Regions from separate parts of the Homo sapiens genome. Here region 1 is linked to region 2. Evidence: chromatin loops called from intact Hi-C (ENCODE). Cell type or tissue: psoas muscle. All regions are shown on one strand.

Evidence for each region. A loop is a pair of places that touch in the nucleus more often than their neighbours do. Peaks named below come from ENCODE experiments on the same cell type or tissue, not always from the same donor. Only the 100,000 strongest peaks of a DNase experiment are listed, where the experiment ranks them.
Region 1: a loop joins it to region 2, with 7 times the contacts of the local background. A loop is called at or near these places in 4 of 110 quality-filtered maps.

Annotation. Positions count from the first base shown.
Region 1 is chr6:152,085,616-152,093,615 of GRCh38, reverse strand. All of the region lies in intron 6 of ESR1 (estrogen receptor 1), which reads right to left. Among named protein-coding and RNA genes, the nearest start is that of ESR1, 280 kb to the right of the region's middle. RefSeq lists a silencer at 516-697. In psoas muscle, no CTCF peak of the experiment used is centred here; a DNase peak (open chromatin) is centred at 3,445; H3K27ac peaks cover 305 bases.
Region 2 is chr6:151,462,911-151,470,910 of GRCh38, reverse strand. DCPH1 (damage control phosphatase 1) reads right to left here. Exons shown (of 5, transcript NM_024573.3): 4 at 6,293-6,458; 5 at 810-2,568. The coding sequence ends at 1,801. Among named protein-coding and RNA genes, the nearest start is that of DCPH1, 14 kb to the right of the region's middle. In psoas muscle, no CTCF peak of the experiment used is centred here; no DNase peak of the experiment used is centred here.

The sequences.
Region 1 (8,000 bases), 620 kb before region 2:
AGATCCAGGACAGAAAGTGAGACCATCACAGTGCCTGGTGCCTCTGGACAGCCTCAAGCCAGAAAATAAGAGCCTATTTCTGAGATTGTATATGAGGTTGTGAGACAAAAGTTTTTTCTTCTCGCATTGCTAAACTGAGAGGATGAGAATACGAGGCTCTGAATGGCCCTCTTCCCAGCACATGGAACTCCTGTCTGCAGAAAGGAAACTACTGACAACAAGGAGAGGTGATAGTGTGGGGGGGTGAGAGAGAGAGAGAGAAAGAGAGAGAGAGAGAGAGAGAGATCCAGGTAGTAGGTAGTAGTCACAAGGTCTTAGTTTTTTTTTTTTGTTTTTTTTTTGAGACAGAGTCTCACTCTGCCGCCCAGGCTGGAGTGCAGTGGCACATCTCAACTCACTGCAACCTCTGCCTCCCAGGTTTAAACAGTTCTCTGCCTCAGCCTCCCAAGTAGCTGGGAATACACGAGCCTGCCACCACACCCGGCTAATTTTTGTGTTTTTAGTAGAGATGGGGTTTCGCCATCTTGGGCAGGCTGGTCTTGAACTCCTGACCTTGTGACCCACCTGCCTCGGCCTCCCAAAATGCTGGGATGATAGGCGTGAGCCACCACACCCCACCAAGGTCTTCGTTCTTACATTTTTTTCACTTGACCTTTGAGCTTTCATATATCCTTCCTAACACACGTATCAGTGAATCCCCTTTTTGCTTAAGATAGTGTGAGTTGGATTTCTGTCGCTTATAACTGAAAAAATTCTATTACAAGAAGTTGAGACCTCAACCCAAGGACAGGAAGAAAATGAGTGACCGTGAAGTAAGAAGTATTGAGAACAAGAGATGGGCAGGATGGAACAGGCTTTTTTGGGACTACAAGGATGCATTTTCTAACACTGCAGCAATAAGCTCCATCCTGCCTAATCACAGCGCCTTGCAGGGAGGAGATGACAGTATTTTTGTTTTCCAGATTATGTGTATTTATAGTAACACTTTTTGGTCATACCACTATTCAGCCCACTGACCATCTCACAAACAAATTCCTTCTCCTCCCCTCTCCCCTTCCTCATCAGCACCTTCAAGAGCTAAAGGCTCCCAAGTTTATCAATCCCTGACTTTATGCGGATAACATGGTGACAAGTTACTGCTCACGTAGCAGTTTGTAGGTCGGGTATGGGAGAAACATCTACACAGAGGAACTCATAGTAAACAGAGTTGTAACTGCCCAGAATGGAAAATGGCTAAGGTTTAAAACTAACGTAACAATAACAACAAACCAGAATGGTCGGGATCTTGGTTTCCATGCAGTTGAATAGGATAATGTAGCTTTTGGTACCCTGGGGCACCTTGATCTAAAGCAAACAGCACAGAATGAGTAAGCAGCAGAGAGACAGCAGATTAAGAAGGAAACTGCTGAATTACTTCACTTATGTTCCATGTGGGCTGTTGGTAGAGAAAGAATGTGTCTATCAGAAAAATGGGCAAACCTCCCATGGCCGTGGTGTTGGCCTGGAGGTGGCAGATAGCAGAGGGTGTGAGCTGGGAGGTTAGGGCTAGGAGGGCCTCAGCTCTTCTCCCCTTTTCTCTGCCTCTCACAGTCCTCTGTGTCATCATACCCAGTGCAGCCTCACATCCCCTAGAGCCTCTGCCTCCGGCTGGATATCCTAGGAACCCGCCCAAGCCACAGGGCTGAGTTAGACCAACTTGGATGATGTACTTTCTACCAATTTCCTTTTTTGTTCCCACCCAGGATGCTGGCCTCATTCACCAATAATCCCTTTCTTGTTCAAGGAAATCACAGAATGGAGACTCAAACAGCTTGGATGTCCCTGCCTGGAAAGGTGACATGTGTGCCTCTCTTCTCTTCTTATTGTTTGCACGGTGTGAAGGCACACCGTGCTGGGACCTCAGCGACCCCAAGAGACAGCATTTCACCATGACCTTGCCAATGGAGGTCAAAGACATGGCACTCGGCCTCTGGGGAGTGACTTTTTTCTTGGGCTGCCAATGTTCCATCCTCCTTAAGGTGCGTGTGGGTTCCTTCATCCAGCATGCACTTACTGAGAACCTAGTGTGTGCATAACTATGCTAAGGATTCCAAGCCTTACTTCCTTTCAAGTGTTAATGTTTTAAGAGCAGATATTGCCTGCAGAGAGAGAATGTTCTTAACACGGACTCTCAGGATGCAGGCCATTTGCAGAACAAGCCTGTTTTTCTAGTCCTGTTTTGGCATCAATACAGCTTATCATCTCATCCTTGTCAGCAGATGCTTCCTAGTTGTGCAAATATACTGAGAAATAAAAATAGGTCCTGTTGAAATGCCAATAGTTGACAACAGCAGCCATCTTCTTTCTGGACTTTTCTGGCAAAATGTGGTCCATGTGTGCTGCCTGTTGCCCTTCAGGGGCCATTTGGGAGAAACAACAGAAATTCAGATTCCCAGAATGCTTCGTGTGCTTTGGCAACCACTGCAAGAGCAAAACAGGGCTGCTGGTAATTTCCATATCCCAGGTGGTCTCTCCCACCCTGGATGGCCACACCACTGTGCCCAGCAGCATAGAGCAAGTGAGCAGACAGTGTGGACCCTCAAAAATATTATTGCAACAAGGTAGGCTTTTGCAACTCTGGAGATTGCTCCAAATCCCAAAGATGGAAACAAGAAAAAATCTATATGTCATTAACCAGTCTTGAGGTGCTGTCAGCAAATCTGAGCTTCTAGGCAATCTGGATCTTGTAGCCAATAAGGGGATATTTAGGAAGAGTCTGGGGAAACGGAGTGGTACAAACGAAAGGGGAGTGAAGCCACGAGGACACCCCCATGTACAAGACATCTCAACCCAGTCTCTTGCTCTCTCCCTCTCCCTCACTCTCAATTCTGCTGTCCCTCACCTTCTCTCATTTTGCTTGGACATTCTCCCTTCCTTTTCCTCTTTCCATCTCCACCCCAGAGGAACCCCCTTCTCCATTTCTCAGCACTTTTCTAGATAATGGAGTCTTCCGGAAGCTGGAGGAGCTGTGCTGTACACTGCAGTGCCTGTGCAGTGTGGCTGTGCCCAGAAGGAAGCTCTAGTACAACTAGGGGTCCCCTTGCCATGGGCCTCCATGGAGATGGGGGACACATCTAAATGTCTCTGGAGAAGTAAGAGATGCTGATGCCTATGGCTTACCAGATGTTTGAGGACAAACTCTTCAAGCCAGGCCAGATTTTCTATCTGTTCCCAAAGGAAGGATGTGACAGCAGACCCTGAAAGAATCCTTCATTCTATCGCATCTTGATCAAAAACAGAATGACTCAAAGGAAAAAGTGAAGAAAATTCCTCAAGTCACAATTTAAGTAGTCTGGACCAGAAAGCTGCCACTCAGCTTGGAGAAGGAGGAGATTTCAGCATTCTCAGAGGTACTAGGGATGAGTCACACATCAGCCTTTCGGGTGCCCTGCCAGGGACTCATTCTACAACCAAATAGTGTGCTTGCTCAAAAGTGCCACTGAAGCTGACCGTCCGATGAACACCATGTTTGTTGTATGCTTCTCCTATGATTGTGGTTCTTCTGTGGTTCCGGGAGTGGCACTGTCCCTAACAGGGTGTTTGGACAGCCCGAGGCTGCTGCTGCCACTTCGTGGAAGGGACTGTACTGGATGTCCTACAATGTGCAAGGCAGTCCCAAACAATGAAGGATTTGTTCCAGTTCCTATGCCTCTCAAATGCCCTACTGAACTAAATCTACTACAAATAAAAATCTATAGTGGCTGGGTGCAATGACTCATGCCTGTAACCCACCACTTTGGGAGGCCAAGGCAGGCGGAACACTTGAGATGAGGAGTTCAAGACCATCCTGGCCAACATGGTGAAATCCTGTCTCTACTAAAATTACAAAAATTAGTCAGGTGTGGTGTCAGGTGCCTGTAATCCCAGCTACTCGGGAGGCTGAGGCAGGAGAATCACTTGGACCTGGGAGGTGGAGGTTGCAGTGAGCCGAGATCGCACCACTGCACTCTAGCCTGGGTGACAGAGTGAGACTCCGTCTCAAAAAAAAGTAGTGAAAAGTTTTGAAAAGCTTTCACATGGCTGTGCCCAAAAGGTCCAGTGTATGAACTGGTTATAGAGAAGGAAGTTTAAATGGAATATATTTTCTCCAAATTATTAAATAGCTTATTCACTTTATGCAATTTGGCAATTGAATGTATTATGTCAGCTTTTCAACCATGCATTTAATTGAAATGATTTCAGTGCAGTTGAACAGGTACTACAAAAACAATACAACCGGATGTAAATATGTAGAGAGGAGATGTAAGACTCTACTAAATAAAATTAGAGCCAACAATTATAAAATAGTACACATCAATGAAATATTGTTGTTGCCTCCTATATGTTTTAAAATAAATTTGTAACATGATAAGAAGTCCATTTTTGTGCAATGTACATATTAAAATTATTTTGAGGTTTGTATCTGTTTTACATTGACATCGTCTCCAGAGTTTTCCTGATAGCCTCTTACATGTTTTTTTGTTTGTTTGTTTCTTTTTCCAATCCATCTTGTCTTCTCCATTGCTCATCCAAAGGATATCATCTCCAAGGCCTTGTTAAGTTCTAGAGACTGACTGAATATTTGCCTTGAATGTAGTGGGATATTAAGATAGGATAAATGTTTCTATCCATTTTGGCTCTTTTTCATCTTATAACAAAGGGAATCACTTTGACAATACACTTATAATAAAGCCAGACTCATTTGCAAAATTACTTCATTTTTTATTCTTCTTTCACTTCCACAGTCTTTCAATTTTCTTGGCGTGTGTTTTAGCCCATTTTCTGTTGTTTATAACAGAATACCTGAAACTGGATAATTTACAAAGAAAAGGAATTCATTTCCTACAGTTATGGAGGTTGAGAAATCCTAGGTCAAGGGGACACATTGGGTGAGGGCCTTCTTTCTGCTGGGGACTCTGCGGGGTCCCGAGATGGCTCACATGGCAAGGAGGCTGAGTGTGCTAGCGCAGGTCTCTCTTCCTTCTCTTATAAAGCTACCAGTCCCACTCCTGGGATAACTCATTGATCCATTAACCCGTTATTCCGTGAATGGTTTCAACCACTCATGAGCGCAGAATCTTCTTGAACCAATCACCTCTTAAAGGTCCCACTTCTCAATACTGCCACATGGGGGATTAAATTTCAACATGAGTTTTGGAAGGGACAAACATTCAGACCACACGGTAGCATATTTTTACTAATCAATTTTTTTTCTCTCCTTTTATCATACACAAATAGGTTGGTTAGTTTTTAGTTTTCTCAGTCTGGTGTCCATCTCTTGCTCTACTTTTTCATATGCCTGTACTTCTTGGACAAAAAGCCTCTGATCATCTTCTCATAGCCAAACATTCATTATAAGTACATATAAGCATTTTATTACTTTATTATGTTTCCTACTTTAGTCAAGCTTGGGCATCTGCATTGAAATATATATCATTTTATTTTAATATAGTTTAATATAATTTCTCCTTTATATGATGGTTATAAAATACATTACATTTTTAATTATATGTACAGGTAAATTATTACCTATTTGTTTCATTTAAGAGTAGTCAAAGGAATATGTATGTTTTATTAGACTGGTAGTTTGTTATGGCAATTCAAGGAGATTTTTTCTCTTAAGGTTTGTGAATCTCAAACTTGGCTGTCTCTCAGAATCTCCCGTGGAGTTTTACAAGATGCAGCTGTCAGGTTCCATCCAAACCTGATGATTGGAAGCTGAGGGTGGAGCCCTGATATCAGTGCTTTTAAAACACTCTCCATTAACAGCCATGATGACAAATCACAAGACTATCTTAGCTTCTTTGTATTGTGGCTACTAAAATGTAAAATCTTGAAAACATGGATTGTATCCTTGTTTTGTGAAAAGAGCCCTATCACAATGCTACAATGACTTTAAGAGGATGATCTATCCATGGATATCTTTGCTCCTCCAAGCCTGTTCTGCCTTTCTGGCTGGACTGGTTAGAATGGAGATAACTCTTAGGATGACCTTGGAAGCCACCCATTCATGATGACAGAGCCCTCAACAGCCTGAGTCCCTGAGTGACCACATAAAAGAGGGTTATGATATCAACATGTTCGTGGACCCAGCATTGTTAAGTAAATAAGAAATAAACTGCTAGGTGTTTGAGCCATTATACATTTTGTAGCCTATTGTTATAGTAGGTGTCCTACTGTAATGCAAGATGAGAAGTATTTTATGACTTGCTGATGGGAAAGTGAATACGTTTGTATAAAGAGGAATAAAGACAGAGGAATGTTTTGTATACCTCCTTTTGTGGCCATTTCCTACATTCTTAAGGCTTTAGTAAACTTTGAGAAGTTATTTAGAAGTCATTTCTCTTCCCTAATGCCAATACTGCCACACTTTGTTATGGAAACCACAATCTAAATTCTGGAACCACCTAGACATCCCCCATCATGCTATCCATTCATTCGGAACACTAACATACTTCATAGCAACCAATTTGCTCAAAGAACTAAGGGGAAAGCCTAAGACACTTGAATGTTTAGTTTGATAAAGCCCTCAACATTAAAACCCTCAACATTACTGAAGACTTCAAAGAGATTGCTTTATGGCACAGAGGAACTGACTTCTCATTACGTGAGTTGAATAAAGAGATTATTGCTTTGGGAAATATTTGTTCATAGATAGGAAACTTCCATCCTTCTCCTGATGTGTAATTGTTCACCTGAAAGGTGAAGAGCCTGCTCGTAACCCAATCCTTGAGCAAATGTGTATTGTTAGACTAGTGTGTATAAGACCATACACTCATCAAAGTCCTCTCTAAGAGGTCTCAAAGAGAGACGACAGTGAAGATGAGTGTTTTTGCTGGAACCCAGCAAGGGAACATGGCAGTGCTGTTCATTTGGTATTGCTATATTCCCAGCTGGCACAGATGACTACATAACCAACCACATGCCTCTGATTCAGTGACATTTTTCAACTTGGTATAATTTTTTAGTGACGTCTACTAGATGTTCTAGAAAGTAAATACTTGGTGCATCAACACATTCATAGTGAAACTGATGAACTGGTTCAGTTGACTTGAGAAAAAAATCTTACATGTGCACTTTTTAAAAAGAATTTAATGTCTCACCTTTAAATATAAAGTCCCAGTTTTTAATTTTTGTAAGAAATATTATATTTATTTAAATATTAATTATTAATAATAAAATAAATATTATTTATTTAAATAAATATTAAGTATTTATTTAAATACATTTTGTAATAAATATAGCCTTTGTAATAAAATATTATAGCCTAATAGCTTTTGGGACAAAGCCATTACGGATCTATATTTTCCTTAGGAGCCTTCTTTTCATTACTTGTATCTGTAATATATTTTAAAACAATCAGGGTTCTGGATTTCCTACTCCACAGTCAGTTACTATCTTCCCAAGGTCAGAAAGGAGATGATGTAAAGACACATTTGGAAAATGCACAGTCCATCTATTGCAGAGGAGTTTGCAGAAGGTTCCACGTGGAACTTCTAGTCCCACTGGGGTGACCTAGTCTCAGAGGCTTTGAGGGTTTCCTTTTTTCCTAGAAAAGGCAGACCAAAACATCCTGGATACATTTGTTTCCCTGGATCCTACCTTTTCTTGCCTGGTATTTCAACAATAATTAAGCCACAATGCAGAGCAGGAAGCCTCTCTTGCACACTGTGGAAGATTGTGTTTTCCAAGGATGACCACACCAATATCTCCTATCCACAAGCTTTTCTACAAGGTGTTCTTGGCACTCTTCCCATGGAGATATGGGATCTGGGCCCTCTCCCTTGAAACTGAGTGGACTCATGACTCACTTGTAATCAACAGAAAGGGCTGGAAGTGACACATTACCACTTCTAAGTGCATGTCGTAGAAGGCTATGAAACTTTTTTTTTTTGTCAGCTGGGACACTTGCTTCTGGAGCCCTCGCCACTTTGTGAGAGGTCTAGTGTCCTATGCTGGGATATCAGACAGGTCTCCCAGTT
Region 2 (8,000 bases):
CACGGTGGCCTTGCCTATAATCCTAGCACTTCGGGAGGCTGAAGCCAATAGTTTGAGACCAGTTCTGGGCAACATAGTGAGACCTCATCGCTACAAAATAAAAAAAATTAGCTGGGCATGGTGGCACACACCCATATTTTCAGCTACTGAAGAGGCTGGGGTGAGAGGATCGCCTAAGTCCGGGAGGTCAAGACTACAGTGAGCTGTGATCATGCCCTGCACTCCAGCCAGGAAAACAGGGCGAGACCCTGTCTTAAAAATAAAACAACACTAAACTAACATTAAAACTTAAAAATTAACTGGTGAAAACATAGGTAGGCCCTTCCTCCTGCTAAGCATTAAAAAAAATTCCACCTTGACCTGACTTCCTCTTCCTCAGTGCCACCTTTCTCGCACTAGTTTGCTTCCTTGCTCTTTTTCATGGGGGAGTGGGGGTGCTGAACTACTTCCAGTGCTGGAGCTCACACGGTGGCTATGAAGTCAACCTAAATATACAACTGTGTTCTAAATTATGTCAAATGCCTACAAATAATTCTAATATGGAAGCATTTTACAAACTTACTCTTTAAAATAGGCACACATGTGGATAAAGAAACACAGTAGATTCAAAATGTACAGCTTTATATAAACATTTTGCAAAAATCTTTTTTAATACTTAGCAAGAGCATAGACTAATAACCTTTTATAAATGATATTTAATAACTGCTTTTGGCAACATCTAGAATATATATTATGTCTCTTTTTATATAAATCTCATTTTTAATCTTCCTTTCTTGACTTTTCCCCACTAGAAAATAAAACCAAGGAGATTTTCAGTACAATTCATTTTATTATTTTAGTGCAACAAAACATTTCCAGATTTATTTCCAATTTCAGTTTCAAAACAAACTGACCTGAAATTTTTAGTATTTACTATCTGTGACAATGACCAATAAAATGTGTAAGAATATAAAAAATAAATTCATTCATTGTTGGTAGTACTCCAAATTCAATGCATAAGAACCTTTTCTATCTAAAGCATTTTCCTAAAACTGCAAACTAAAAATCTGATATTTAAAACATTTATGTGGTAAAATAATCTCATTTGATTATGGATATCATAAATAGAATATAAAAGATATTACATTTCTTCAAATACCATTTGTTTCACTGTGTTCAATTTTGAGTTTCCTAACATCCATTCTACAGGTCAATCAAAATACAAAGGCGTGCAAATGAAACAAGCTATTGAAATGAAATAAAATTCAAGAATAAAAGTTAGAATTAACTTATGAGGTAACTTTTATGTAAGCAAACATCACAGTTGTAAGAAATGCCTCTCTTTACAAAGAGTCATTAAGATGCGCATTTTCCTAGAGCTATTATTTCATGTGCCCAAAATCAAGCAAAATAAAATCCCATGCTTCCTGGAATATTAAATACCATGCAGTGTACTATTTAAGAAAAGAACAAGGTTAACTAACTAAAAGCAGAACTCACTTATTTTTTGCTCCCTAGCCAATTAAAAATAAGTTCATTAAAAGCACTTGAAATTATATATTTAACCTGAAAAAAAGTTGCTAAAATTCCAATATAAATGTAAATATCTTTAACTTGCTTAACCCAGCTATCCCCAAAACAGTGTAGTGGGGCAAAATGTTCAAAAGAAAAATCATCCAGTGCACGTAGATGGGCACCAAGAAGCTAAGCTTCCCTGAGCGCGTACAGAGCCGCCAGGCGACTCAATTCACGTGCTCCTTTTCTGGGGATGAAAAGGTGCTCACCAGATCTTTCTATGCAACTGAGAGCTCCTAAATCAAGTCAAAGGGGACCATCGTACTGAAATATTCCATATTTTCCAGTGGTCCACCAGCTGGGCTCAGAGGCCAGGAGCTGTTCCCCTTGCCCAGGCTGCAGACCAACCTGAATTTCAGCTTTTAATGTTCTTATGGTACAGAGTGGTGCAGGATGGAAGCCATTCAGAGCCTGATGAAATGGAACAGAAAACTCCCATTTTCTGTCACCTGTCAACTTCCTGTAATTCAAATCACCCTTGAATAAAATTAAATGTGCCTTCTGTAGTTCAGCATATAAGTCAGGTGCAACCTGAGGCATTGCACAGTACTCATGAGGCAGAGTCCAAAATATATGATTGTGGTAAACCCATTTACCCATTTTAATATACTCTTCCCAGTCAGCCCCACACTTGGACATCCACTTATGATTACTGTGTTTTACCTGTTCAATTAACCAATTAAAATCATGTATAGTAGTATCAGAAACAAACCATGGAATTGTTTTTCCATAAAAATGAACCTCAGTAGCCAGTTCAGAGGACAACAAGAAGTCGGCTAATATTAAATCTGTAACAAGCTCAAATCCAGAATTATCGAGAACAATATACACTCTAGTAGCAGAAGCTTTTTCTCTTGTTTTCTTGCAATTGCTAAGCAATGACCAAAGATGTTCCATATCATTCAATAAAATGAAAGGTTTTAGGTCTTCCAATGAATTTAGTACATTGGTATTCTGAGAACTACTTTCTCCACCTGAGAGAGACAGATCACACTTATTTCCCCACAGTGAAATCTGAAAAAGAAAAAGTACAAAATATTCACCCTTCTTCTGAATAGCCAACAAAACTCCATTATGTAGCGGGATGGGGGGACATTGCTAAAAAACTACTAAATATCTACAAAACTCTTTACATGACCATCAAATCTATACTTTCTCTAACAATGCACAAAAATTATTTCACATGATGCTGTATTAACAAGATAAAACTGAAATTTTTAATTCATCAGTATGTAATGGACTTAAAAAAACTGGTTTCAATTATTTCAGCACTCACATTGTTTATTCAGAATAAAAGTTTTTGCAGCTTGCAGATATTAGAACATCATCGGATGTGTGAAGAGAGGCTCAAAGTTGCCCATATAATCCAGAGTCAAGAGAAGAAATAAAAGTTTATTTTTTCCTCCTTGGCCCTGCAGAACTGTCCAGTTTCTTTCACTAATTGCATAACCTTAGGACGTGACACCTCTCTGGGATTTGGTTCTCTCATTTGTAAAATTTAAAAAACTGAACAAAGTGATATCTAAAGACGCTACTTTTTAAACAAGGTCATGTTAACTAAAGACCCATTGTAATCAATTATCTTATTCAGCTTTAAATTGAATTAATACTCAATTACATTTTGTAGAAAAACAGTATGTAGGCCTATTTTTTTTTAAGCCATAAAATTACACGTTTAGGACTTCCAGCTCGACCTGGGTTCAAACTCAGCATCTTCAGTTTATGATCATCAACAAATTACTTAAGCTCTCTAAGGCTCAAGTCCTGCAACTGAAAAACGAGATACTAGTACTTACCTCACAGAATTATTGTGAGAATTGATATAATGCATGTAAATAATGTACCAAATACCTGGCATATAGAAGTACTCAATAAACACTAGCCAAAACAGACTCTACTCTCATTTGTGATTTTTTTTTTAATAAAGATGGGGTCTCACTATGTTGACCAGGCTAATTTCCATCTCCTGGCCTCCAGCAATCCTCCTGCCGTGGCCTCCCAAAATGCTGAGATTATAAGCATGAGCCACCTTGTCAGGCCCTCATTTGTGATTTAAAATAAGGAGAATGCATGTTCCAACCAATAGGGTTTTGTTTTTTTTTTTTTTGAGATAGAGTCTCCTCTGTCACCGAGGCTGGAGTGCGGTGGTGCGATCTTGGCTCACTGCACCTCTGCCTCACGGGTTCAAGCTTTTCTCCTGCCTCAGCCTCCCAAGTAGCTGGGATTACAGCCGCCCACCACCACGCCTGGCTAATTTTTTGTATTTTTAGTAGAGATGGGGTTTTACCATGTTAGCCAGGCTGGTCTCAAACTCCTGGCCTCAGGTGATCTGCCCACCTCGGCCTCCCAGAGTGCTGGGATTACAGGTGTGAGCCACCATGCCCGGCCGAACAGTATTATTTTAAAAAGAGATAAATGAATAAATTTTTTTTAAAAAAAAGGCTTAAATAATAACTAAAGTGTCCAAGGTCACCTTTTTCTAGAGTTTCCTGAAGAAATTCATACAATGGTGTCCACGATGGCCTTCAGCGACTGAGAGCAGGTTCTGTGCTAGCCTCCTGCACTTTCCCTTCACACCGTCTTCCAGTTTGTAATGGCATAGCTCTTTGTGCAATTACTTCATTGTCTATATTCCCTCAAGATTACAAGTTTTGATAGGGAGGATCAGCCTGTTCTTGTTTTACCACTACGTGCCCAGCACCTAGAATGGCATTTGACACAGTAGCCCCAGAAATGTGTGTGTCGACAGTGGGAGAGTGCTATGACTTTTGAAAGAGATCAACATTCTCTGAAAACGAGAATGTTTTCAAGCTTCCCTTGAAACGTTAACCTGTTGCTCACTGCGGACACCAAATGGAGGCAACTCTGGCCCCCTTCACTTGGGAGCACAGTGACAGTGTGAAGAAGTTGTTAGCTAAATCAGATGACAGAAAATAGATGCATGCTCATTCTTCTTCATAGTTTATTATACTATGGGACAAAGAACACATTCAAAGAAGATGATTCCCTGAAAGAATGGGCTAGCTAGGAGTCAAGAACTAGCATGCCAGTCTTTTTTTTTTTAATTCCAAGGCTAAGCATAAGGCAGAGTTAACAGGAAAAAACAAAAAACAAGGTTTATTAGTTAACAATGTCCTGGGCCAGGCAAGGTGGCTCATGCCTATAATCCCAGCACTTTGGGAGGCCAAGGTGGGCAGATCACCTGAGGTCAGGAGTTCAAGACCAGCCTGGCCAACATGGCGAAACCCAGTCTCTACTAAAAATACAAAAATTAGCCAGGTGTGGTGGCATACGCCTGTAATTCCAGCTACTCAGGAGGCTGAGGCAGGAGAATTGCTTAAACCCGGGAGACGGAGGTTGCAGTGAGCTGAGATCGTGCCACTGCACTACAACCTGGGCAACAGAGCGAGACTCTGTCTCAAAAAACAAAACAATGTCCTGACAATTTTTGTTTTGAACTCAAAATATGCCTTTATTTGTGACTTTGCTTGCCCTCGGGGTCTCACCAGGGCTTCGTCTCCAGGTATAATCTGTTAGCAAGTTCTGTAGCTTCTATGTTCAAAGAACACCCAGGCTCTGGTGATGTCACTAACTCTTATGCTACCAACTTGGCCCCAACCTCCCTCCCCAAGTCATTTTCAGACCAGCTCTCCCCATTTCCACCTTCAGCCCCTGCAGTCTATTCTCAGAAACATTCCTTGAAATAGTCAAATAGCATTACCTCTCTGTTCAAAACCCTCTGATGGCTTCTGTTTCACTTTTAGTAAAAATTTATTTAATACAAGCCGTTCTGTGTCCCTTCCACCCCGCTACCTCTCAGTAACTACAGGGTTTCCTTGCAATTTTTCTCACCTCTCCATGTACTCCGCAGACATACACCTGACTTACTCCTTCCCTGCCTTCAGGTCTGTGGCCTCAGCCTCCATGGACCCTTCCCTGGCAGCCCTGATCCCTTCTCCAACATTCCCAACGCCCTTTTCCTGCTTTATTTCTCTTCATAGCACTTTCTAACATTTCTTTTTGAAAGTCTTCCTCACTTTTTCTGGAAAATGTGAGGGCTGGGGATACTGCTGTGTACCACGTCTCCTAATAGTTCTGATTCTAATAATGTGTTGTAAATTTCAGGATGTTTGCATGAATTAAAAACTAAACTGAATACAAGATAAAGAAATGTAATGAAACTGTATTAATGGGCCAACTGAATACCCGAGTATTATCACCTACCGATGCTAACAGCAGGCTGTATCCCAGGCTCTGTGCTCAGCACTTCACATGCAAGCATCTAGTTGAATTCTCACATCAAATTACACAGTACACATTATCCTCACTGAACAGAGGAGGAAACTGAGGCCCAGAGAAATTAAGTGACAGGCCTCAGGTCCAAACACAAATTAGCCACAGAGCCAACACACACCCAAGTCAGCTGGGAGACCAAATTACTATTAAGAATTCTTTCAAGCATGACAAAAGCTAAGCAAATTACTATGAAGTATTCTCTCAAGTATGACAGAAGCTAGGAAGTCAGATAACTTCTTTGCCACTAAAATCATAGCCAGTGAGAGCAGAAAAATATTTCAAACCCATTTCTAGCAATTAAATGGATTTTCATCTTTTAACACCACTAGATAAAAAATCATCAATTATAGCAAAGAAAAATATTTACATGTTTTGTTAACTGTATAGCAGTTTATTTTCTGTTTAAATAAAACATACTCAGAAGATTAATGATCACATTTACCTGCAGAAGTTTAAAAAACTCATCTTTCAGCTGATTTTCATCTAGGTCTTCAATAGTTCTTATCAATTGTTGCAGGTGAGTACATAAAGCAATGATGGATTCCTGTGACCCATAGAAATTTTGCTCTTTTGATTCTTTAAATACATCAAAGTAATCGATTGGTGGACTAAAGTAGGAGAAAAACAAAGTGAAACATTTTAGTTTGTACATTTGGATAACTGCAGTTCTTGAAAGAAAATAGCACCATACAGTCTCAATAATCAGTGCTAACAGAAACTAGATATAACATTTATCTAATTAACTAGAAAAACTTAATACTAAATAATCAAATTACACAAAAATCTCTCAAACTCATTTTAATTGTCAAAAAAGTTCCCAAATCAAGTATTTTTCTGGACATATTAAATAGTGATAGTGACTATGCTCATAATTATCTACCTAGCAGGGATTCCAGGGCACAAGAAGGAGAAAGATAAATTTCAAGACAACTGCTTTAGTTCAACAAACATTTTTTAACCACCGATGTGGCAGAGTTCCAGTAACAAATGTATAGAATATAAACAGAATATTTGAATACAATGCAGCAATCATTAACAGAATGAAACACAGAGTATGATGGAAATACAATGAGTACTTAAGATAAATCAGACAATACTATTGTAAGTTTTAGAAGAATGATAATTTTTTATCACTAATTTTAGGTATTTTTGGGCAACTTTAACCAAAGGTGATATATGTGGCATGGCTACACCTTCATGTTTTCCAGTGAGAGATTAAATCATATTATATTGGCCTAAGAAAATCATAACTAAGGAGATATAAATACTAATATAATAATCTTTACTGAATTGAATATAAAAGACATTCAGATTATTGGGTCTTCCAAATTAGCTACTTTTTCCATGGGTCATTCATGTTAGGGTAAAAACAATCTAACACTGATGTAATCGGCTTGATTTGTTTTGTTTTGTTTTTTTAAATAACATACCAGTATTTAAACATCCAAATGATGGCTGCCTCCTTCCAGCCAGTCAGTCACCTCGGGAAGCTACACCCTTATTCCAAGGGCGCTGCCATTGCTCAGAGCACTTTTGGAATTCCTCTTTAGGAATTTTCTTCAGAACCTATGGCACATCATTAAACCTCCTGTCAGTGATCACATATCTTCATCCTTTGGAGTCAATTTATTTTTGGAAACAGCCAAAAGTCACTCGGAGTGATTTCAGTAGAATGAGGTGTGTGATCAAATTGGATAAAAACTTTTTTTTTAATCAAAAATGAGTAAAAATACAGGAAGACTAATTTTCATTTTGAGGCATGTAAACTGGCTCTGAAAGAAGTTCCAAATAATTCAAAGATGGTTTTAGCAATGGCAGCACCGCTGAAATCAGTCAGTCTCTCAAGGTGACTTAAAAGGATAAAAATCATTCGGATGCACAGACCCAATCCGGCCCACCACCTGTTCTGTCTGACTCACATGCTAAGAGTGGTTTTTATATTTTTGAATGGCTGAAAACAAAGTGAAAGAAAAGTAGTATTTTGTAACACATGAAATTCAAATTTCGGTGTCCGCTGAATAAAGTTTCTTTAGAACACAGCCATGCTCATTCTTACATATTATTTAAGGTTGCATTCACACGACAATGGCAGGTTCGGCAGCTGCAACAGAGACCACATGGCCCCTATGCCTAAAAGATTTACTACCTGG